2 separate regions of the Homo sapiens genome follow, and region 1 is linked to region 2. Evidence: read pairs that join two places in POLR2A ChIA-PET (ENCODE). Cell type or tissue: Panc1. All regions are shown on one strand. Links, peaks and the distances in the headings refer to the core of each region. The heading gives the core; the rest is flanking DNA.

Region 1 (12,693 bases), core at 1,551-9,550, 420 kb after region 2:
ACCTCAGGTGATCGGCCCACTTCAGCCTCCAGAAGGGCTGGGATTACAGGCGTGAGCCACCACGCCCAGCCGGCTGTGGCATCTTGAGGTAGCCTCCCAAGGCCATCATCAGACAAGAGCGTTTGGAAGCCCAGAATTCTCCAAGGGCTCATGGCAGTACTGGCACGGGGCCTCTGTTCCTAGACTGCTGCTCCATGACGTTTGTAGATGCCTCTAGTGAAAAGTCAGGGACAGTGGATGATATGCACGGCTCAGAGACCCTGACTCTGGTCCCATCTGTCCCCAGGTGTGACCCCACAAAGCCCCTCCCTCGGCCGCAGCACCGGATTGGGCCGGGTGCCAGGCAGGACGGAGGAGCTGGCCCTTTTGTCAGCCTCTTGCACTTTCTTGCCCAGTTCTACTTCCCAGAGACCTGGATCTCGGATGCTGTCCCCCAGCAGGGCCTGTTTGTGGAGTGGCCTTCAGGCAGGGCTGCATCCAGGGCACCGGGCACAGCATGAGTCACGGTGGGAAGAACCTGGGTCGCAACATCGTAAAGACCTGGGTTTAATTCCCAACTCCATGAATTATGTAACCTCAAGCAGGGCAGGAGGTTTCCTTACTCAGACCTTAGTATTTTCATAAGTGAAATAAAAGAATGCCACGCCTCACCTGTAATCCCAGCACTTTGGGAGATCAAGGCAGGTGGATCACTTGAGGCCAAGAGTTTGAGACCAGACTGGCCAACATGAGGAAACCCTGTCTCTATTAAAAATACAAAAATTTGCTGGGCGTGGTGGCATGTGTCTGTAATTCTAGCTACTCGGGAGGCTGAAGTAGAAGAATCACTTGAACTGGGGAGGTGGAGGTTGCAGTGAGCTGAGATCCCGCCACTGCACTCCAGCCTGGGCAACAGAGACTCTGTTTCAAAAAAAAAAGAGAAAAGAATGCCACATTAGTGCCTGGTACAGGACCTCTATAAAGGGTGGCTGACATTGCTGCTCCTGCTGCCTGCAAGGCACCTGGCATCACCTGGCACATTTTAAAAAGGTCTGCTTACCTCCCCCTGCTCAAGGTCTCTTCCCACTCTTAAGAATTATGTCGCTTTCCATGATGAGTTTGTAAAAATCATTATCCGCACTGCAAGACCTACTCATCCATATTAGCGTGCCACAGCTGGGGCACCCAGGTGTAAAGCTTTGTTTCCCATCATCTTCCTCAGGGACCCTAAATTTTAAAATCTGCATCAGTCACCATTGAGGTGCCACTAAATGTGGTGGCCAAAAGTTCCAAGTTCAAACCATTGCACAGCTGCAAATGCCTTCATAGATGGGTCTCTAAAAAATCAAACACCAGGGCTGGGCACAGTGGCTCACCTCTGTAATCCCAGCACTTTGGGAGGCCAAGATGGGCAGATCACTTGAGGTCAGGAGTTCGAGACCAGCCTGGCCAACATGGTAAAACCCTGTCTCTACTAAAAATACAAAAATTAGCTGGGCGTGGTAGTGGGTGCCTGTAATCCCAGCTACTCGGGAGGCTGAAGCAGGAGAATGGCTTGAACCTGGGAGGCAGAGGCTGCAGTGAGCCGAGATTGTGCCATTGCACTCCAGCCTGGGAAACAGAGTGAGGCTCCATCTCAAAGAAAAAATCAACACCAGAGGTTAATAATCTAGTAACTAACTGTCTTCTATGTGCCACATTTTTGCAAGATCCAAGTTTTAAAGTGAGAACAAGTTGTTCGGTCCCCGCCCAGCTGACTGTGACACCAAGGTGGCGGCCCGCATTGGAGATCTGGTTCCATCTGACTTGGAAAATTTGGGGCACCGTGGGCTGGTGTGAAACAAATTAAAAGAGGTGCCAAACAGCCAGGCACCCAGCAAGGATGCCCAGGGCTCTTGTTCGGGGATTTCGTTAAAAAACTTTTTGGAACCCACCTCAAAGAATGAAAAGTTTCCTATAGGAAGGCAGGAGCGAGCGAGATAATTGAACTCATTGATTTCCTTCACGGCTTGTTTGCCCTTTCATTCTCTTCCCGAGGTGCTATTTGTTGAGGAATGTCTCCAATTGCCAGAAAGACAGTGGGGTGTCTCATATTTCCTCGCCACCTCTCCTTTCAGCCAGTGCTGAGTTCTAAGGCAAGCCTGCAATATGAATTTTTAATGCCGAGCTTTATGGCATCACTCCCGCACAGCCCGACTGCATCACTCTCCTGAGCCTTCAGATTTAATGCTCCAATGAACAGAGCAAAGACTGGGGCATTCAACATCAGTGAGAATTAACCCCCACATGACCACAGCAGTGCCCTCTGATTTTCCTAAAGAGGGTTGGGAAAAAATAAAAATTATGTAGTGTTGGCCGGGTAAGGTGGCTCACACCTGTAACTCCATCACTTTGGGAGGCTGAGATGGGTGGATCACCTGAGGTCAGGAGTTCGAGACCAGTCTGGCCAACATAGCAAAACCCCATCTCTACTAAAAACACAAAAATTAGCTGGGCGTGGTGACGGGAGCTTGTAATCCCAGCTACTTGGGAGGCTGAGGCAGGAGAATCGCTTGAACCCAGGAGGCAGAGGTTGCAGTGAGCTGAAATCACGCCACTGCACTCCAGCCTGGGCAACAGAGCAAGACTCCATCTTATAAAAAAAATTATGTAGTGTTGAGAATCCTTGCTATCCAAATAGCCTGAAGCACAAAAGCACAGCTTATTCTTGAAATTTTATGGAATAGCCTATATTTTGACCTTTTTGCTTCTTCTAAGTTGGACGATGTGTGCTTCGAAGCATTTCTGTGATCTTCCCACCCTTAAAAAAAAAATCTCTGCAGGCTGGGAGTGGTGGCTCACGCCTGTAATCCCAGCACTTTGGGAGACTGTGGTGGGCAGATTGCCTGAGGTCAGGAGTTCAAGACCGGCCTGGCCAACATGATGAAACCCTGTCTCTACTGAAAATACGAAAATTAGCCGGGCGTGGTGGTACACGCCTGTAGTCCCAGCTACTCAGAAAGCTGAGTCAGCGAGATCATGCCACTGCATTTCAGCCTGGTCAACAGAGTGAGACTCCATCTCAAAAAAAAAAAAAAAAAACTCTCCAGTTTGTAGGATTTAATGAATATATAGATGACCGGCTGTTCTGCGGTTTCCGTGGAAAGCCCAAATGTAATTAGAAATCCAATTTCCGATCGATTTTTCCAATGGAAAAAGGACCAGTTGTGTTAAGTGGCTAATTCTTTTTTTATGCAGATGGTTGATTGTCATTTTCTTATAGTAGCTTTCTGAATTTTTGCAGACGTCAAAACTAAGAAAAAGTTGTATATAAAAATTGCTCAATTGGCCAGGTGCAGTGGCTCACGCCTCTAATCCTAACATTTTGGGAGGCCGAGGCAGGAGGGTCGTTTGAGGCCAGGAATTCAAGACCAGCCTGGGCAAAACAGCAAGACATAATTTCTGTTTAAAAAAAAAAAAAAAAGTTTGAACATAAAAACTGCTCAAATTTAAGTACATTAAAGAAGGACAGAGTCTTTAGTAAATGGTAGAATAACAAGCCAACTATGTAGAAGCCAGTAGAATCAGAGCTGAGCCCCATGCAAAATAAAATCTATTTAGTTATTTTTATTTATTTTTTATTTTATTTATTTATTTTTTTTTTTTGAGACAGGGTCTTGCTGTCTCACCCAGGCTGAAGTGCAGTGGCGTGATCTTGGCTCACTGCAACCTCTGCCTCCCAGGTTCAAGCAGTTCTCCTGCCTCAGCCTCCTGAGTAGCTGGGATTACAGGCGCGCACCACCATGCCTAGCCAATTTTTGTATTTTAGTAAAGATGGGGTTTCACCATGTTGGCTAGGCTGGTCTTGAACTCCTGACCTCAAGTGATCCACCCACCTCTGCCTGCCAAAGTGCTGGGATTACAGGCGTGAGCCACCACGCTCAGTTTAGATGTTTAAAACATTTAAATGTGACCAGAAAGAAATCCATAAAAACACTAGGAGCAATTTTAGGTGTATATTTATATAATAAGGGGGTGGAAAAACTTTTTTTTAAGCATGATGCCAAAAGTAGAAATCACAAAGGGAAGAAATTCAGAGCTTTGTGGAGATGGATGGGCGGGTGGATAGATGGATGGGCGGGTGGATAGATGGATGGGCGGGTGGATAGATGGATGGGCGGGTGGATAGATGGATGGATGGACAGACGGATGGGCAGATGGATTTAGACAGACTGGCAAAAATATTTGCAATATATATGAGAGAGAGAGTGTGTGTGTGTGTGTGCGCGCGCGCGCGCGCACGCCACGCACACACGCATCTTTACAGAACAATAAGAAAAAGTTTCATTTCCCAATAGTAAAACCTCTATATTTTCAGTTTCTTACTAGACATTTCTACTATGAGCATCTCAAACTCAGATTAAGTTGTTATTCTCCGTAACTTCCCCCTTCCCTATAGTCAGCCCCCTTCTGCTTTCTTCCTCTGCCCGACCATACCTGCTCCTCCTTCATTCCAGAAACTGAGGGTATTTCGTCACTCCTTTGTGAGCCCTCCTGTCTAATTCATGTTAGTTCCGCCTTCTTGCAACATTGTACATTCCCAACTTCATCACCACTCTCACTACCGTCATTTTAATTTGTTTTTCTTTGCTTTTCTTTTTTTTTTTTTTTTTTTGAGACAGGGTCTCGCTCTGTCACTTGCAGTGGCGCAATCTCTGCTCACTGCAACCTCCACCTCCCAGGTTCAAGCGATTCTCCTGCCTCAGCTTCCTGAGTAGCTGGGATTACAGGCACCCGCCACTACACCTGGCTAATTTTTGTATTTTTAGTAGTGACAGGGTTCACCATGTTGGCCAGGCTGGTCGCAAACTCCTGACCTCAAGTGATTCACCTGCCTCAGCCTCCCAAAGTGCTGGGATTACAGGCGTGAGCCACCGCACCCGGCCTTAATTTGTTTTTCGTCTCTTGGTCTCACTTCAAGATCTTCTGAACTTGACCCTCTGCCACCAGTATCTCCCTGGACAAAACCACCCTCCAAGCATCTGCTAAAGTTATCTTTCTAAAATCTGTCTGATCCTGCTAAAACCTGTCCCACTTAAAATCTCTCCGTGGCACCCTCTCTCATATCTAAGGGAAAGTCCAAAATCACAGCATGATGCACAAGGCACTTTGGGATGCAGCCCTGCCTTCCCAGCCTCATCTTAGGCCAACTCAAACTCCACCGTCCTATAGAATCCCAGGCCTTTCTTTCCCCAGCTCACCTTGCAGCCGGTTCTACCTTTCCTGACAAGCTGATCCTGCCCTGCCTTGCCTGCTCCTATGCCCACACTTACCTGCTGTGGTGAAAGAGGGCTCTGGTCTCCCTCATTCTAGGGGCTCTTCATGTGGGGTCTATAGAGAGAACCTGGGGGCTTCATGAATTGGACCCAGAAAAAAATACATCTTTTTTTTTTTTTTTTTTTTTTTTTTGAGATGGAGTCTTGCCCTGTCACCCAGGCTGGAGTGCAGTGATGCAATTGTGGCTCTCTGCAACCTCCGCCTCCCGGGTTCAAGCGATTCTCCTGCCTTAGCCTACCAAGTAGTTGGGACCACAGGCATGTGCCACCACACCCAGATAATTTTTGTAGTTTTTAGTAGAGACAGGGTTTCACCATGTTGGCCAGGCTGGTCTTGAACTCCTGACCTCGTGATCCACCCGCCTCCGCCTCCCAAAGTGCTGGGACTACAGGCGTGAGCCACCACACTCGGCCTAGAAAATACATCTTTATTTCCATCAGTGTCTAACTGCAATGTAGCATTTCCTTCCATTGTAAATGAAGCCCCCACACCGGGGTAATTGCAGACTGTGACCTCGTTGCGAGTGGAAATCACAGAGGCTTTCACATCTCATTCCCGTTGTTACGGAGGTCACAAACGCTGTTTGGATTCATCACTACTTCAAAATGTCAGTGGTTCTTAGATTTGTTATTTAGTGCAACAGTAAAGAACAGTTGTTCCTGTATCACAAATCTGGTTTTAAAAAAAGATTGTCCTGGCGCGCTGGCTCACACCTGTAATCACAGCACCTTGAGAGGCCAAGGTGGGCAGATCACTTTGAGGTCAGGTGTTCGAGGCCAGTCTGGCCAACATGGTGAAACCTCATATCTCCTAAAAGTTTAAAAAATTAGCTGGGAGTGGTGGTGGGCACCTGTAATCCCAGCTACTCTGGTGGCTGAGGCAGGAGAATCGCTTGAACCCGGGAGGTGGAGGTTGCAGTTAGCTGAGATTGCACCACTGCACTTCAGCCTGGGCAACAGAGCTAGACTCAGTCTCAAAAATAAAAATTAAAAAAAATTGCAATAACTGCACTTCAAAATAATTGTTTTCCTTGGTCCTTAAAACATGATTAGACTTCTGTCCAATAATGGCCTTGTGGACTTACGTCTTTAAAACATTCCAAATAGATGCCTGTATTCTTGACAAGACTTCCAGAGGGGACCGTGGCAAAGGAAGGGTTAAGCATCTGCGTCAGACTGACAGTGTCTTGACCGGATCCTCCTCCGTCTTTCCCCCACCGCTTTGCACAGTGCCACATGACTTTTTATTTGTTTTGAGACAGGATCCAGCTCTGTTGCCCAGACTGGAATGCAGTGGCGCAATCACGACTCACTGCAGCCCTGACCTCCTGGGCTCAAGTGATCCTCCCACCTCAGCCTCCTGAGTAGCTGGGACTATAGGCAAGTGCCACCACACCCAGCTAATTCTTTTTATTTTTAGAGATGGGGTCTCACTGTGTTACCCAGGCTGGTCTCAAACTCCTGGGCTCAAGCGATCCTCCCACCTCTCCCTCCCGAAGTTCTGGGATTACAGACAGGAGTCACAGCGCCAGGTCCCTATTTATTTTACTCTTTGTGTGTTTCCTTATATCCTGTAAAAATGGGTACAGTGGAAACTGGGCAGTAATTCTACACGTATTCTGGATTTTAGCTACTCACATTTATGGTTACTTTTACCTATCAATTAATTGCTTTTCTTTTCACTCGAGTTTTAGTGATTTTCACTGTCCAAAAGAATCGTGTATAGTTGACCCTTGAACAACACAGGGGTTAGAGGCACTGACCCCCGACACAGTGAAAAATCCAAGTACAACTTTTGACTCCTCAAAAGCTTTACTGACAGCCTGCTAGTGACCGGAAGCCTTACCAGTTACATGAAGTGCCGATTAAGATGTTTTGTAAGTTACATATGTTATATACAATATTCTTCCAATAAAGTAAGGCAGAGAAAAGAAAATGTTAAGAAATCCTAAGGAAGAGAAAACACACTTTCCGTTCATTAAGTGGAAGTGGATCATCAAAAAGGTCTTCATCCCTGTTGTCTTCACATCAAGTAGGCCAAGGAAGAGGAGGGTTGGTCTCGCTGTCTCGGGTGACAGCGGAGGAGGACGTGGAGGAGGTGGGAGGGGGGCCAGACACACTCAGTGTAATTTTACTGAAAAATATTCAAGTTGAAGTGGAACCATATTGTTCAGACCCATATTTGAGGGTCAACTTGTGTGTGTGTGTGTTTGTGTGTGTGTGTGTGTATGTACACACACACAAAAAATAATATATATAAAAACATGAGTCCCAGCAATCTTATCCTTAATCATTTCTAATGTGGTTTCAGTGAGAGAAAATAGTCTTTTCAGGCCAGGCACGGTGGCTCATGCCTGTAATTCCAGCACTTTGGGAGGCCAAGGCAGGCGGATCACTTGAGGTCACGAGTTCAAGACCAGCCTGGCCAAGATGGTGTAAACCCATCTCTACTCTAAATACAAAAATTGTCCTGGTGTGGTGGCGCGTGCCTATAGTCCTAGCTACTTGGGAGGCTGAGGCAGGAGAATCCTTGAACCCGGGAGGTGGAGGTCACAGTGAGCTGAGATCACGCCACCACACACCAGCCTGGGAGACAGAGCAAGGCTCTGTCTCAAAAAAAAAAGAAAATGGTTTTTTCTCCTCAATCCATTTTCTTATTTTTCAATGACCTATTATATCTTTAATGTGTCTGAAGTTTATTATATCATATAAAATAATATTTGTTTCTGTTTGTTATTCTTTAATACTCAGTTTGCCCAATAATATTGATGATTTCTTCCCCCAACATATAATATCTGACAAATCAGGTATAAATACATATAGCTCTGGATTTCTGTCTATAATTTCATTCTATCAGTCTAGTTTTTCACTCTAATAAGTGCCACACTCTTGATGACGTCTCCTTGTTTTCTATTTCAGTATTTGTATAGCCAGTTTACTATTGTTGTTTTTAGTTTAAAAGAAAAAAAAACAACAACCTTTAGTATTTTGGTCACCTATTTTTTCTGTATGCATCTCGTCATTTTACCAACTTTTTTTTTTTTTATTTGAGATGGAGTCTTGCTCTCTCACCCATGCTGGAGTGCAGTGGCACGATCTCAGCTCACTGCAACCTCCACCTCCCAGGTTCAAGCAATTCTCCTGCCTCAGCCTCCCCAATAGCTGGGATTACAGGCACCGCCACCACACCCAGCTAATTTTTGTATTTTTAATGGAGACGGGGTTTCACCATGTTGGTCAGGCTGGTCTGAAACTCCTGACGTCATGATCCGCCCACCTTGGCCTCCCAAAGTGCTGGGATTTTAGACGTGAGCCACCGTGCCCGGCCATTTTACCAACTTTTATAAATTAACTTGGGAGAGAAATGTATGTTTCTTTGTATTTAATGCAGCTGCACATAAATGTATCATTCTCTTCCTTTGCTCCAAGCATTTTGTAATCCAATTTTTCTACAGATGGAGTTTATGCTATGTTATTTTAATTCCCACGTGCTTCTGTGTTTACCTCTGTTGTAAATGAGACAGATCTTTTATTTCATTTTGTGGATGTTTATTACTGGTGTAGGGGAGTTTGTTATTTTCTTGTGTTTACCAAGAAACATAGGGCTTTGCTGAACGCTTGATTGTCCCAGCCCATTTGCTCAAGTGAATCCCTGGGATTTGGGGAGCACGGGACTGCATTACCTACAAGTAGTGAACGTGCACCCTGTGTGACACTCAGAACTTCTGATCCTCTTCTTTCATTCCTGTGTTCAGAAGGAGCATTCTGTTATAGGTCTGGGAAGAATCGTGGAGGCTCTTGGTTTAAGCCTGTGTCCCTTTCCATGTTAATCAAATGCTCCAATGATTTCCCCTCTGTAAATTGAACTGTGACCTGGTTTTTAGATGCCATGGGATCAAAGCCCCGCAACTGTGTTAGATCCTTCTAGTGGGGTAGTTTTCTATTAGGTCGGTGCAAAAGTAATTGCGGTTTTTGCCATTAAAAGTAATGGCAGGTTGGGCGCGGTGGCTCACACCTGTAATCCCAGCGCTTTGGGAGGTTGAGGCAGGCGGATCACCTGAGGTCACAAGTTCAAGACCACACTGGCCAACATGGCTAAACCCTGCCTCTACTGAAAATACAAAAATTAGCCGGGCGTGGTGGTGGATGCCTATAATCCCAGCTACTCGGGAGGCTGAGGCATGAGAATTGCTTGAACCCTGGAGGTGAAGGTTACAGTGAGCTGAGATGGCACCGCTGCACTCCAGCCTGGGCGAGAAGAGTGAATCTCCGTCAAAAAAGAAAAAGGTAATGGCAAAACCACAGTTACTTTTGCACCGACCTAATAGTAGGATTACACTTTTAAATAGTACATTTCATTCCATTTTTATTTTACATATTTTATAGATTTTCTTGCTTATTTAAGACAAGTTGAAGCTTATGTTTCTATTTACTGTGCCATTTAGCATTTCTTATTTCTCCCTAACATTATTATGCTACATATAATATTGATTAGTCTGGCTTCAAACCTTACCTTAATTAGCCTTAAAAAAAAAATCTAGTTGGCCAAGCACACTGGCTCACACCTGTAGCCTCAACACTTTGGGAGGCCAAGGCAGAAGGATCACTTGAACCCAGGAACTGGAGACCAGCCTGGGCAACGTAGTGAGATCGTCTCACTAAAAAAAGTTAAAAATTAGCTGGGCATGGTGGTGCTCACTGTAGTCTTAGCTACTTTGGAGACTGAGGAGGGAGGATTGCTTGAGCCCAGGAGGTCAAGGCTGCAGTGAGCCAAAATCGTGCCACTGCACCCCAGCCTGGGCAACAAAGTGAGATCCCGTCTCCAAAAACAAAAAGTCTAGTTAATCATTGCCTTTTTACTCAAAATGTGTTTCTACCACCCTTTTTGGATTTTTAAAAAATATGTATTTTATTTTTATGGGTAAATTTGGCCTAATTACATTTTACTGATATAACTCTTAACTTAAATTTCTCTTTATTGTTGAATTGTTGATCCTTTTCTTTTTTCTAATTCACAGTATCTCTGTCCTAGGCTTTCTGATCTATTTAAGGAAGATTGAGTGAACAGCCTAATTGACCCTCTGAATGTCCCCTGAGCCTTCTAATCCGCCCTGCCTTGAGCCTCCTCTTGTAACTGAAATTCACTTTCTGATGCAGAACCATTGAGCCCTTCTGAAACCTTTTCAAAACTATATATTTAAATTTTCTTATCAAACTGTACTGTTATTAGATTACATGTCTAGCATAGCAGCAAATTATACTTCATTATATTAACCTTGCCACTTCCCTCTACAATGAGACCCGATCTTTTATAAGATACTCTGGACCTACAAATTCCTGCTGGTGAATTCTTTAAAGTTATATGGATTTTCAACGATCGTCTACTCCCTTTACAAAGCAGCTGCTGTTTAGCAGGATTATCCATTAGTGGTAAGAATCCTTTATTCCCTAGCATATGGTAAATATTTTTTACCAACTTGAGGTATGCCACGTAGATCCCACGGGATTTACACACATAGACAAAGGCATTCTTCTCATCACATTGTTTTAAACAATCCAGCTGCCATTTTAGCTTTCACTAAACTTAGAAATGTATCAGCTTGGCCGGGCATTGTGGGTCACACCTCTAATCTCAGCACTTTGGGAGATCAAGGCAGGCGGATCATTTGAGGTCAGGAGTTTGAGACCAGCCTGGCCAACATGGAGAAACCCCATCTGTACTAAAAATACAAAAATTAGCTGGGTGTGGTGGTATGCACCTGTAATTCCAGCTACTCAGGAGGCTGAGACCCGGGAATCACTTGAACCCGGGAGGCAGAGTTTGCAGTGAGCCGAGATCGTGCTGCTGCACTCCAGCCTGGGCAACAGAGAGAGACTACATCTTAAAAAAAAAAAAAAAAAAAAAAAGGAATGGTATCAACTCGACACCCAGGGTCCTTCTGTAAGTTAAAACCTGGGAAGTGCCCTACCCTGGCATTTGAAAAGTGGCTGAATCCAATTTCCTGTCCAGAATTACAATGACATTGTATTGATACATTGATGATCAAAAGCATAGCTAAGCTGTAAGGCTGGTTATTGGATATACATCTTCCAAGTGGAGAGATTATTACCACCTGAAACAGCTTTTGGCTTGTCCATTAAGACTCCTTTCCAGCCAGGCATGGTGGCCCACCCCTGTAATCCCAGCACTTTGAGAGGCCAAGCCGGGGGTACTGCCTGAGCACAGAAATTCGAGACAGGCTGGGCAACATAGCAAGAACTCATCTCTACTAAAAATTAAAACCACTTTCCAAAATGAATTTTTTTTTTAAGACAGGATCTTGATCTGTCACCCAGGCTATAGTGCAATGGCACAGTCATAGCTCACTGCAGCCTCAAACTCCTGGGATCAAGCCATCCTCCTGCCTCACCCCCTTAAGTGGCTGGTTCTACAGGGGCACACCAGCACACCCAGCTATTTTTTTTTTTTTAATTTATTGTAGAGACGGGGTCTTGTTACATTGCCCAGGCTGGTCTCAAGCTCTTGGCCTCAAGCGATCCTCCAGCAGTCCTCCCACCTGAGCCTCCCAAAGTCCTGGAATGACAGGTCTAAGCCACTCTGCTCAGCCCAAAACAAATTCTATAACCAAACCAGAAAAGTTGTTTTTTGTTTAGCTTTTTACCTTAAAACTTTCATTACCCCTACTTCCAACAAAGTATTTGAGGTGGATTTAACACAAGACACAGCATCAATAAAGCTCTTAAGTGAAGTCTGAGATTTAAAGGAGCATAGCTCAGTGGGGAAGATGACTTCTAAGGCTTGGCTTTGAATAAAGCCCAACTCTTCAATAGCTTGGTGTGACTAAGACATGCTCTACCTATGTGGGTTTGTTTTTTTGTTTGTTTGTTTGTTTGTTTGTTTTTGGAGACAGAGTCTTGCTCTGTCACCCAGGGTGGAGTGCAATGGCACGATCTCGGCTCACTGCAACCTCCACCTCCGGGTTCAAGCAATTCTCCTGCCTCAGCCTCCCAAGTAGCTGGAACTACAGGTGCACACCACCATGCCCAGCCAGTTTTTTGTATTTTAGTAGAGACGGGGTTTCACCATGTTTGCCAGGCTATTCTCAAACTCCTGAACTCAGGCAATCCACCTGCCTTAGCCTCCCAAAGTGCTAGGATTACAGGCATGAGCCACTGCACCCAGCCTCTATGTGTTTTTTTTATTGTTAAGAGTTCGAGGCTGGGTGCAGTGACACACACCTGTAATCCCAGCACTTTGGGAGGCCGAGGCGGGAGAATCACTTGAGGTCAGGAGTTCAAGACCAGCCTGGCCAACATGGTGAAACCCCGTCTCTACTAAAAATACAAAAAAAAATTTAGCTGAGCGTGGTGGTGCACGCCTGTAATCCCAGCTATTGGG
Region 2 (12,693 bases), core at 2,024-10,023:
GGTGGCCGAAAGAGCGTGGGCTTTGGAGTTGATTTTTCTTTTCTCTTTCTTTTCTTTTCTCTTTTCTTTTCTTTTTTTCTTTTCTTTCGGAGTCTTGCTCTGTCACCCAGGCTAGAGCACAATAGTGTGATCTCGACTCACTGCAAACTCCGCCTCCCAGGTTCAGGTGATTCTCCTACCTCAGCCTCCTGAGTGGCTGGGATTACAGGTGCCTGCCACCACGCCCAGCTAATTTTTGTATTTTTAGTGAAGACAAGGTTTCACCATGTTGGCCAGGCTGGTCTCAAACTCCTGACCTCAGGTGATCCACCCACCTCAGCCTCCCAAAGTGTTGGGATTACAGGCATGAGCCACCACACCTGGAGATTTTTCATCTATTCAGTAAATATTAACTTCCTGTGGCCAGGGTGCTGGGGATCTGGCCCCACACAGACGGTGTAGGAAGGTGTCCCTTGGCCCATGCCTTCCTGATGCTGTGCCCTGGGTTGGGAGAGGAGTGAGGCAGGTGCAGGAGGAGAGCAACACGTGCGAAGGTCCGGAAGTGAGACAGAGGGGCTTTGGGAACAGTAGACTGGAGTGTGCAAGGGAGGGCGGGAGACAGGAGGCCCGAGGCCAGATCCTAAAGGGCCTTTGCACCTGGGCTATGGAGTCCGAGCACCATCCAGAGCACACAAGGAGCCACCAGAAGGACTCAAAGTGCTTTGATGCGCTAAGGGGAAATGTGGGTTACGAGGCCAGGACTGGAGGCAGAGGGTTGGTAAGAGGTTGCAGTTGTGGACCAGTTTCAAAAGATGGATGGGGGCTGGGCACAATGGCTCATGCCTGTAATCCCAGCACTTGGGGAGGTCAGGAGTTCGAGACCAGCCTGGCCAACATGGTGAAACCCCGTCTCTACTAAAAATACAAAAAAATAGCTGGGCGTGGTGGCAGGCGCCTGTAATCCCGGCTATTCAGGAGGCTTCAGCAGGAGAATCGTTTGAGCCCAGGAGGCCGAGGTTGCAGCGAACAGAAATCTCACACCACTGTACTCCAGCCTGGGTGACAGAGGGAGATTCCATAAAAAAAAAAAAAAAAAAAAAAAAAAAAAAAAAAAGATGGATGGGAACCAAATCTGGGGTTACTTTTTTTTAGAGACAGAGTCTTGCTCTATCACCCAGGCTGGAGTGCAGTGGTGCAATCACAGCTCCCTACAGCCTTGACCTCTCGGGCTCAAATGATGCTCCTACCTCAGCCTCCTGAGTAGCTGGGACTACAGGCATGTGCCACTGAGCTGGGCCGGGGTAACTTTGTGTCCCTTCTTGGCCATTTACCAGCTGTGAGACCTTAGGCATGTGATTGATGTAACTCCCAGCCACGTTTCCTTGTTCCTAAATTGCAATAGTGATGCTTGGTTCCCCAGGTAGCAAGATTTAATAGAGATTAAAAGAGGGGCTAGCCGGGGGTGGTGGCTCATGCTTGTAATCCCAGCACTTTGGGAGGCTGAGGTGGGTGGATCACCTGATGTCAGGAGTTTGAGGCCAGCCTGGTCAACATGGTGAAACCCCGTCTCTACTAAAAATACAAAAAATTAGCCGGGCGTGGTGGCGCACACCTGTTATCCCAGCTACTCGGGAGGCTGAGGCAGGAGAATCACTTGAACCTGGGAGGGGGAGGTTGCAATGAGCCAAGGTCGTGCCATTACACTCCAGCCTGGGCAACAAGAGAGAGACTCCATCTCAAAAAATAAAAAAATAATAAAAGAGGGGCTATACCATACTTAATAAATAATTGCATAGCTAAATAAATGGGGACAGAAGGACCGCTCTTTCATACAGTAGAATTCTGATTAATATGTGTACAAGAAAAGAAGGAAATAGGAAAGTCACCAGTAGACAACGATTGTGGCAAATGATATCACCAATGGATGCTAAAATTGATGGATGAAAGTTTAAGCAGAAACAGGATGTGCCTGGTCTCAAAGTATCACCCCAAAATAACGATTAACTAGCAAGAGAAGGGAGACAGTAACTGTACAGGGAGAAACCCCTGTAATCAGTGAGCAAGACTCATACCGCAAGATGCGCGCAGACTGCACTGAGATGGACGTGATGTTATCTTTGTGATATTCTCACCCCAAATGCATACACTCGCTCTGAGCAAGAGAATGCACTGGACAAACTCAAAATTGAGGGAAATTGGACAAAATAGCTGATTGGGGTTAGTCTTCAAAAGTGACTTCCGGCCGGCCGCGGTGGCTCACACCTGCAATCCCAGCACTTTGGGAGGCTAAGGCAGGCAGATCACCTGAAGTCAGGAGTTTGAGATCAGCCTAGCCAATATGGCAAAACCCTGTCTCTACTAAAAATACAAAAATCATCTGGGCATGGTGGCTCGCATCTGTAATCCCAGCTACTTGGGTGGCTGAGGCAGGAGAATCGCTTGAACCCAGGAGGTGGTGGTTGCAGTGAGCCGAGATGGCACCACTGCACTCCAGCCTGGATGACAGAGCAAGACTCCGTCTCAAAAAAAAAAAAAAAGTGACTTCCAGGCTGGGCACAGTGGCAGTGGCTCATGTCCATAATCCCAGCACTTTGGAAGGCTTAAACAGGAGCATTGCTTGAGCCCAGGAGTTCAACACCATCCTGGGCAACATAAGGAGACACCGTCTCTACTAAAAAATAAAAATAAAAAAATAGCCTAGCATGGTGGTACATGCCTGTGGTCCCAGCTACTCAGGAAGCTGAGGTGGGAGGATTGCTTGAGGCCAGTAAGTGGAGGCTGCAATGAGCTATTATTGTGCCACTGCACTCCAGCCTGAGCAACACCGTGAGACCCTGTCTCAAAAAAGAAAAAAAAAATGACTTCCAAAGTGTCAAGGTTATGAAAGAAGAAAGACTGAGGAGCTACCACCAACAGCAGGAGGTGAAGGAGAAATAACAATTACATGCAACGTGGGATCCTGAGAGCAGGATCCTGAGACAGAATAAAGAGAGCCATGAAAAAACCAGTGAAATTCAAATAAACACGCTTTGCAGTTTTCTTAATGGTATTGCACCCACGTTAATCTGCTTCTGATTATTGCACTGTGTTTATATAAGACATTAACTTTAGGGAAAGCTGGGTGTGACCTATACAGAAACTTTATTTGTACAACTTTTCAGTAAATCTAAAATTATTAATAATTTAAAATAAAAAAAGTTTTTTTTTTTAAAAGGACTATATCAGTTATCAGTTGTTCTTAGCCTCAGAGACACATTTGATCACCAAGAGGCCAAGAGAGTTGTGTGTCTTGCTTTTATTTATTTATTTTTTTTAGAGATAGGGTTTTGCTACGTTGCCCAGGCTGGTCTCAAACTCCTGGCCTCAAACCATCCTCCTGCCTCGGCCTCCCAAAGTGCTGGGATTATAGGTGTGAGCCACAGTGCTTGGCCCCCAAGAGAGGTTTTTAATACTGTGTCCTGGCCCCTCCTGGGATCAGTTGAACCAGTATCTTGGGAGAGGCCCAGGCATGGTTAGTTATTAAAAATCCCCAGTCGATGTTCATGGCAGCCCCTGTTGAAGGGTGGGCTATATGTAAATTACTTGGCCCAGAGTAGGCTCTTTTTTTTTTTTTTTTTTTTTTTTTTTTGAGACAGGGTCTAACCCTGTTGCCCAGGCTGGAACACAGCGGTGCAATCTCAGACTCTCTGCAGCCTCAAATTCCTGGACTCAAGCAATCCTCCCACCTCTGCCTCCCGAGTAGCTGGGACTACAGGCATGCAACGTCTCACCTGGCTAATTTTTTTTTTTTTTTTTTGTAGAGATGGAGTTTTGCCATGTTCCCCAGACTGGTCTTGAACTCTTGAGCTCAAGCGATCCACTCACCTCAGCCTCCCAAAGCTACAGGCATGTGCCACCATGGCTGGCCTGGTTCTTCAATAAATGATCATTCCCCAATATAAATGTGTGGGTTCATCACCTGACATCTTCATGCACTCACAGACTACTGAGCACCTACTACGTGCAAGGCACTGTGAGACATAGCAGGGATGCCACGGTGGGCAAGAAAGACAAGGTCCTCATATTCCAGAGCGGGGTGGGGACAAGATAAACAATAAATGCGTGAAATGAACACACATGGGACTTTACAAAAAAAAGGAGACTTTAATGGAAATAAATGGATATGATAGGGAGTAACTGGGGATGGAGGTGCAAGCTCCATTAGATGGAGTAGTTCAGGAGGACATCCTGGAGGAGGTGACATTTTAGCTGACAGTTAAATTGGAATGATGAGAAAGATGGAATCATAAGAAGAGCCAGGGAGAGACTAGATTTTCTGTGCAATGGAAAGACTCCAGTGATCATTGAAGGGATGAAGGGCAAGGCAGGGATGTTCTTTGATCTGATTTTGTTTTTGTTTTTGTTTTTGTTTTTAAGACAGAGTCTCGCTCTGTCACCCAGGCTGGAGTGTAGTGGCGTGATATCAGCTCACTGCAACCTCCACCTGCCGGGTTCAAGTGATTCTCTCACCTCTGCCTCCTGATAGGCTGAGACTACAGGTGACCGCCATCACACCCGGCTAATTTTTGTACTTTTAGTAGAGACAGGGTTTCACCATGTTGGCCAGGCTGGTCTTGAACTCCTTTCCTCAAGTAATCCACCCACCTTGGCCTCCCAAACTGCTGGATTTACAGGTGTGAGCCACCACACCCAGCCTCATATATATATATTTTTTTAATTATTATTTTTTAGAGACAGGGTCTCATGCTGTCATCCAGGCTGGAGTGCAGTGGTACAATCATAGCTCACTTTAGCCTCCAACTCCTGGGCTCAAGTGATCCCCCAACCTCGGCCTCCCAAAGTGCTGGGATTACAGGCACAAGCCACTACACCCGGCCTGATTTAGGATTTTTAAAGATTACTCTGGAAAGCAAAAAGGTTACTCTGGCTGCCAGAGGGAGGCTGATCCATGGGGGATGAGTTAGGAGGCTCTAAGATCTGTATAGGAGAGAGATGATGGTGGCCCAGACCAGAAAGGCGGTGACAGAGGAGGAGTTGAACACATTGAAACTGGCACCCCGTTGAGCTAAGGTTTGGGGTAAGCAGTGCCCTGGCCACCTAGCTCCTCAGCAGAGCAACTGCCCTTTCATTTATAATTATTATTATTATTGAGATGGAGTCTTGCTCTGTCACCCAGGCTGGAGTCCAGTGGTGCAATCTCAGCTCACTGCAACCTCCACCTCCTGGGTTCAAGCGATTCTCCTGCTAAAGCCTCCCAAGTAGCTGAGATTACAGGTGCCCACCACCACACCTGGCTAATTTTATACTTTCGGTAGAGACAGGGTTTCACCATGTTGGCCAGGCTGGTCCTGAACTCCTGGCCTCAAGTGATCTACCCACCTCTGCTTCCCACAGTGCTGGGATAACAGGCATGAGCCACTGTTCCTGGCCAGCAACTGCCCTTTCAAATCCAGCCAGTGCCTACTTGTTAACACCTATCGCATGCCAGTCCCCCAGCCCAGCATCATCATGGCCACAGGCTCCCCTCCTGCAGTCACCCATATGCCTGAACATGTCACATCCTACAGTCACCCTGTAAGCCACATGCTCCCGGAGTCCCTAATACTGATGGCAGAACTAAAGCTCAGAGAGGAGTAGACACTCAGCCAACATCACACAGCTTGTGGAACCCAGGACCGCCTGTCTCGCTGCCCCAGGCTGGTTCCCCAGTCAGGACCCACCACTTCCTCTGAGCCTGGAGGATGAGGGGAGGTGTTGGCAGAAAGCCACCCTAGTGCTCCGAGCAAACAAGAGCAGGATTGATCTCCAGAGCCAAGCTGAGCCCACGCAGCCGAAGATGGCAGCACTGTCATCTCCAGGGTGCCTGGGCCTCAGCCCAGAGACATAGTTCTACCTGCCCAGCCTGATCCCTGAATTCCTAGACATCCCAGCCCAGGAAAGCCAAGTTCCCAGGAAAGCAATTCTTACTAAGGTGTGAATGGCTGATAGCCAGTCCTTTCCTGAAAGGGAGTGACAGCATGGGGACACTGAGTTCCAGAAGCAAAAGAAAGGGGAAGGTACTAAAAATAAAATCTTTGGCCAGGTGTGGTGGCTCACGCCTGTAATCCCAGCACCTTGGGAGGCTGAGGCGGGCGGATCACTTGAGGTCAAGAGTTTGAGACCAGCCTGGCCAATATGGTGAAACCCCGTTTCTACTACAAATACAAAAATTAGCTAGGTGTGTTGGCAGGCGCCTGTAATCTCAGCTACTCAGGAGGCTGAGGTAGGAGAATCGTTTGAACCTGGGGGGCGGAGGCTGCAGTGAGCCAAGATCACGCCACTGCACTCCAGCCTAGGAGACAGAATGAGACTCCGTCTCAAAAAAAAAAAAAAAAAACTTAGCCCCTTTTCTATTTTACATCCTCTTCACAGCTGGAGCTCCTTGGGGCTCAGTTATTAGCTGCAAACTCCTCCACTTAACTCCTCAAATCAGCAACAGATGGAGGAACTCAACTTTCAGCCCAGCCCCACCTAATGCTGGAGTCCTGTCAACAGTGGACAATTGTCCCCTCCTGGCTTGAACACCTCCAATGACCAACCCTTATAATGTTCATTAAAAAACCTAGTGTTATTTAACAACATTGCTATTAGAAAGTCCCTTTGCATGTGTGAGCAACAAAGCAGTAGGTATAAAGCAAACACAGCTGGAACTATTGGTTTCCCTTTTACAGATGGGGAAACTGAGGCACCAGGAGGTGAAGGCATTGCCCGAGGTCACCCATGAAAGAATGGAGCTGGCCAGGCACAGTGGCTCATGCCTGTAATCCCAGCACTTTGGGATGCCGAGGCAGGCGGATCACAAGGTTAGGAGATCAAGACCATCCTGGCCAACATGGTGAAAATACAAAAAAAAAAAAAAAAAAAAACTAAAATACAAAAAAAATACAAAATTACTAAAAATACAAAACAAAAAATAGCTGGGTGTGGTGGTGCTTGCCTGTAATCCCAGCTACTTGGGAGGCTGAGGCACAAGAATCGCTTGAACCCAGGAGGTGGAGGTTGCAGTGGGCCGAGATTATGCCACTGCACTACAGCCTGGCGACACAGCAAGACTCCGTCTCAAAAAAAGAATGAAGCTGGGATGTAAACCAAGGCAGGGATCCTGGCTCCTGAAACCTCTCCAGTGAGTGATCTGAAGGCCCCGGACCCTGGCCTGCTGACTACATCATTAGCTACTCCCCAAGTAAAGTGTGGTCTCCCAAAGGCCACTTCCAATGCCCTGCCATGTGCCCCAGGAGGAAGCGGGGTCTTCCTGACCCAACTTTGAACATGCACTTGGAGCCGGGCGCGGTGGCTCACGCCTGTAATCCCAGCACTTTGGGAGGCCGAGGCGGGTGGATCACAAGGTCAGGAGATCGAGACCATCCTGGCTAACATGGTGAAACCCCGGCTCTACTAAAAATACAAAAAATTAGCTGGGCCTGGTGGCGGGCGCCTGTAGTCCCAGCTACTCGGGAGGCTGAGGCAGGAGAATGGCACGAACCCGGGAGGCGGAGCTTGCAGTGAGCCGAGATCGTGCCGCTTGCATTCCAGCCTGGGCGACAGAGCCAAACTCCATCTCAAAAAAAAAAAAAAACAAAAAAAAAAACGAACATGCACTTGGAGTCCCCAGTCAAGACAGCCTGGAAGAAATGAGGGCAACATGGGCGACTCAGTGGACCCCAAATGCATGCCACCATGGCTTCCCCTGATCCACACATCTTCTCTTGTCCCCTCCCTTCCACCCACTCACATGCTGGGCTTTCTCAGCATCCCTGGCAGGGACCTCTGTCTCGGATCACAAAGATGAATAAGAGAAGGAGGCTGTTGGCCTGGCACAGTGGCTCACAGCTGTAATCCCAACACTCTGGGAGGCTGAGGTGGGCAGATCACCTGAGGTCAGGGGTTCGAGACCAGCCTGGCCAACATGTGAAACCCCATCTCTACTAAAAATACAAAAATTAGCTAGGTGTGGTGGTGCACACCTGTAGTCCCAGCTACTCGGGAGCCTGAAGCAGGAGAATCTCTTGAACCCAGGAGGCATAGGCTGCGGTGAGGCAAGATCGCATGACTGCACTCCAACCTGGGCAACATAGCAAGACCTCATCTATATGTAAATAAAATATGCATAATAATAATTTTTTTTTTGAGATGGATTCTCACTCTGTTGCCCGGGCAAGAGTGTAGTGGCATGATTTTAGCTCACTGCAACCTCTGCCTCCCAGGTTCAAGTGATTCTTCTGCCTCAGCCTCCCGAGTAGCTGGGATCACAGGCATGCGCCACCATGCCTGGCTAACTTTTGTATTTTTAGTAGAGACGGGGCTTCACCATGTTGGCCAGGCTGGTCTCGAACTCCTGACCTCAGGTGATCTGCCCGCCTCAGCCTCCCAGAGTGCTGGGATTACAGGTGTGAGCCACCATGCCAGCCTAATAATAATTTTTAAAAGACAAGGCCGGCTGGGCGCAGTGGCTCATGCTTGTAATCCCAGCACTTTGGGAGGCTGAGGTGGGCAGATCACCTGAGGTCAGGAGTTTGAGACCCACCTGGCTACCATGAGGAAGCCCTGTCTCTACTAAAAATACAAAAAATTAACCGGGCGTGGTGGCACACGCCTGTAATCTCAGCTACTCAGGAGGCTGAGGCAGGAGAGTTGCTTGAATCCAGGAAGCAGAAGTTGCAGTGAGCTGAGATGGCGCCACTGCACTCCAGCCTGGGTAACAGAGCAAGACTCTGTCTCAAAAAAAAAAAAAAAAAAAAAAAAGACAAGGTCTCATCCTTTCCTGGTTGGGTCTTGAGAAATCACCTCTCTGAGCCACACAAGATTCCCTCCAAAAACAGTCCCACATCTAGAGGGCACAGAGCCGTCTCTGCCCTTGCACCCCTTCCACAGTGATTGTGGACTCTGGGATGAAGGGACAGCTGCACCCATGCCCCCTTCTGCCTGTTCTCACATCCTTCCAATCCTAGACCACCCCTCACCCTGTTCTCTTGGGAACCCCAGCTGCCCTCAGCCCCAGACCCCCCGAACCATACTCCCACTGGGACCTGGGCTGCCTTAATCCGAGCCCCCTCCCTCCCTGCAAAAGGCTGCGAACGCTTTTGAGGGCTGGAACATCTGGCTAATGGTGGGGAAAGTGCTGAGACGACAGGTTATTTCAACACTGTCATCATCTGTTGGGTATTTCAACACTCAGTGCTTGTGCAAGAGACTTAATGGGACCTGTCATAAACTCACGCTGTCTCAAAGCTCGGGCACGTCGCGGCGGGGCTGATGGGGAGTTGTCAGGGTTTAGCAATAGGCCCTGTCTTGGGGCCCGTAGCCTCCTTAAGGGTTATTTGTCTCCACTGTGGAAGGCTCAGAGAGAAATCTCAAGATGTCAGAGAAAATCCCGAGCAATTACCTCCCGGGGTAATTAGATGGTGGCACAGATAGCCTGTCTTCCTGCCTTCCCTCCTGCCCGGCAGAGGGAGGGAGAGAGGGGGACCAGCCGGTCCAGCCCCCTGCGCCAGCCCCGTGGGGGAAAGAGGCCGCAGATGACCTCATGGAAGCAACGGTGGTGAATCATGGCCCAGACCACATTCACATTTCCCCGGGGGTGGGCAAGCGTGTTGATCACCGGAGGGGCAGCTTCAACACCCAGAGAGATGGGGGGCAGGTCGGGGAGTAGGGGTGCTCCAGGATGTTTGATTCGGTTCAGCCCTGATCCAAGACTTTGTCTGAACTCAATCGCCTCTCTAAAAGGCTACACAGGGTGGAGGGCGGGGTAGCGCCTCCCGAAACCAGGAGGCGAGGTCCCCGGGAGGGAGGTCGCCGACCACACTTGTGAGGGCTGTGCAGAGTTCCCCACCACTGGCTCTCCCGGGGCAAGTAAGAGGCCCTGCCCCATGCCGGCAACACCGGAAATGAACTAAACTGGGCAGAGCAGAGACTCTAGGGCCTCAGACAGCCCCACTGCCCGGGAAGAGGGGCAATGGCTCAGCTACAGAGGCCTCTTGGTATGGGGATTCATAGGAGGGCCCTGGGGAGGCCTGAGGGATGAGTGATCAGACTCCCTCAAAGAAAACCAGAGCCCCAGCTGAGAACCAGCTCGGTGCCCATCCACCCTCCCCGTTCCACCCCAACACGCTTATCCCCAGAGTGTTCCGGAGAGGTGGTTCCAACTAGGGGTCTGGTGGGAGTTCATGAGGATGGGAGTTCATGAGGAAAGAGAGCACAGGATCCCCAGCCCTGGATGGGACAGGCGGGGAGGTGCCGGGAAGAACACCCAGGGAGAAGGAAGAACATGGAGAACGCGGAGAACGCATCGGGTACGCCAGCAGGACTGTGTGCCTGGAAACCAGAATGCAGGCCATTAAGACACGGACCGGGCAGGCCTGGGCAGGGCAGCCCACGAGTGCAGATCCCTTGGGGCACTGGGGAGCCACAGAAGGTCTTTGATCCCTGCAGTTACACATATACCAAGGGACTTTGAGCCCCTTCTCAGGATCGGTCTGGCAGCAGCTAGGGAAGAGTTCTAGGGGTGGGTAGGAGGAGGTGGGAGGTGCAAGAAGTCGGAGAATAACCTAAGTGAGGACAACCGCCAGGATGAGAAGGCGGAGGGGGCATGGGACTAAGGACGCTGGGAAGTAGACACCCCAGGACTGGGGCCCGAGCTGGGAGGAGCTGGACGAGGAGGGGCCCTTTCTCAGAACCAGTCTACAGAGGTGAGAGGGAGGACAGATGGGGAGGGGCTTGCTTGGACTTTGGGATCTTCCTAGAAATCGGCCACACAGGACCCAGATGGTCTCTGTGTCCCTCTGTCATGGGGACAACGATCCTCCGCTTCAATCGGACCCTTAGAGTCACTCAGACATTCTCCCAGGGCACACATCAACCAAGAATATGGTTTTTTGTTTTGGTTTGGTTTGGTTTTGTGGCTTGTTTGGGTTTTTTTTCCAGACAAAGTCTCACTCTGTCACCCAGGCTGGAGTGCAGTGGCAAAATCATAGCTCACTGCAGTCTCAAGCCCCTGGCCTCCAGTGATCCTCCCACCTCAGTCTCCCAAGTAGCCAGGACCACACAGGCGTGCGCCACCATAACTGGCTTTATTTATTTATTTTCAATTTTTTTTTTCTTGAGACAGAGGCTCGCTCTGTCACCCAGGCCGGAGTGCAGTGGCACAATCTTGGCTCACTGCAACCTTCACCTCCCGAGTTCAAGTGATTCTCCTGCCTTAGCCTCCCAAGTAGCTGGGATTACAGGCATGCGCCACCACACCCGGCTAATTTTTTTGTATTTTTTAGTAGAGATGGGGTTTCACCATGTTGGCCAGGCTGATCTCGAACTCCTGACCTCAGGTCAGGTGATCTACCCACCTCGGCCTTCCAAAGTGCTGGGATTACAGGCGTGAACCAACGCGCCCGGCCATTTTTTTCTTTCATTATTTGTAGAGACACTATGTTGCCCACATTGGTCTTGAACTTCTGGAATCAAGTGATTGTCCTGCCTCAGCCTCCCAAAGTGCTGGGATTACAGGTGTGAACCACCGCGCCCGGCCCAAGCCCCTGCCTTTATATGATCACATCACCACCTCCAAACAGAGGAGAAGCTGCCAGCCCTGCCATCTTCAGACAGACAAGGTTGGGGACGGAATGGTTTCCTCTGACTCGCAGCTGGGGCTCACCTGATGCTCTCTCCTGTCCTGTGTGGCAGGCACTGTGATCATCCCATTTTACAGATGAGAAGACTTGCTGCTCACAGGTGCAGAGCCCAAGGCAGCCATCCCTGTGATCTCTCTCCTGCCTGGGGCACCTCAAGTGTCAGGACCGGCCCTCCTTTACTTTCTGGGCAGGAAACCTCATTGGAGCTCCCCTGCGTGAGGTGGGAGGGATCCAGCCCCTGCCCCTCACCAACACTCCAGTGTGGCTTCCTGTCTGCCACCTGCCTCCCCTCCCATGCCAAAGACCAACGTTGCCTGGGTATAGGGGCCCATGGTGAAGCAACCATGAAATAGAAAGGGGCCCTGGGATGGGAGTCGGGAGACGGATGCTGTGGCAGCCCCAGCCCTGACCCTAACATATTCTGCCATCAGGAGGAAGTTATCTATCAATTCCAGGCTTCCAATTCCTGCCCTGCAGAAAGAGGCAGTGGCCTACAGTTTCTAGTCAAGAGATGACATTGTGGCGTGGTGGAGAAAGGCCCCCCAAGCACAGCCAGCCACCAGGTTGGGGTTTTAGTCCTGCCTCTGAAGTGGACAACCTCGCTTCCCCAGGCCTTGTCTTCTCTTTTTTTTTTTTTTTTTTTTTGAGACAATCTCGCTCTGTCACCCAGGCTGGAATGCAATGGTACAATCTCAGCTCACTGCAACCTCCGCCTCCTGAGTTCAAGTGATTCTGCTGCCTCAGCCTCCCGAGTAGCTGGGATTACAGGTGCGTGCCACCACGCCTGGCTAATTTTTGTATTTTTGGTAGAGACGGGGTTTCACCATGTTGGCCAGACTGGTCTTGAACTCCTGACCTCAGGTGATCCACCTGCCTCAGCCTCCCAAAGTGCTGGGATTACAGGCGTGAGCCACCGTGCCTGGCCTTCTCATCTTTAACTGGGGTACAATGGCATCTCTCTCAGACACAGCCCAGTGCAGGTGCCACGAGAGTGACGTATGATGTTCTCAGTGTGACAGGCAATGTCCCCATCCTGTTCTAGAACCTTCTGTGG

Evidence for each region. ChIA-PET counts read pairs that join two places held together with the same protein. Peaks named below come from ENCODE experiments on the same cell type or tissue, not always from the same donor. Only the 100,000 strongest peaks of a DNase experiment are listed, where the experiment ranks them.
Region 1: POLR2A ChIA-PET joins it to region 2 with 12 read pairs; 2 of 35 experiments call an interaction of 5 or more read pairs at or near these places.

Annotation. Positions count from the first base shown.
Region 1 is chr7:102,128,067-102,140,759 of GRCh38, forward strand. All of the region lies in intron 8 of CUX1 (cut like homeobox 1), which reads left to right. Among named protein-coding and RNA genes, the nearest start is that of SH2B2, 150 kb to the right of the region's middle. RefSeq lists an enhancer at 6,343-6,637. In Panc1, for the core only: no CTCF peak of the experiment used is centred there; DNase peaks (open chromatin) are centred at 6,535, 6,915, 7,161 and 7,405; H3K27ac peaks cover 3,056 bases.
Region 2 is chr7:101,708,657-101,721,349 of GRCh38, forward strand. No RefSeq gene overlaps it. Among named protein-coding and RNA genes, the nearest start is that of MYL10, 86 kb to the left of the region's middle. In Panc1, for the core only: no CTCF peak of the experiment used is centred there; no DNase peak of the experiment used is centred there.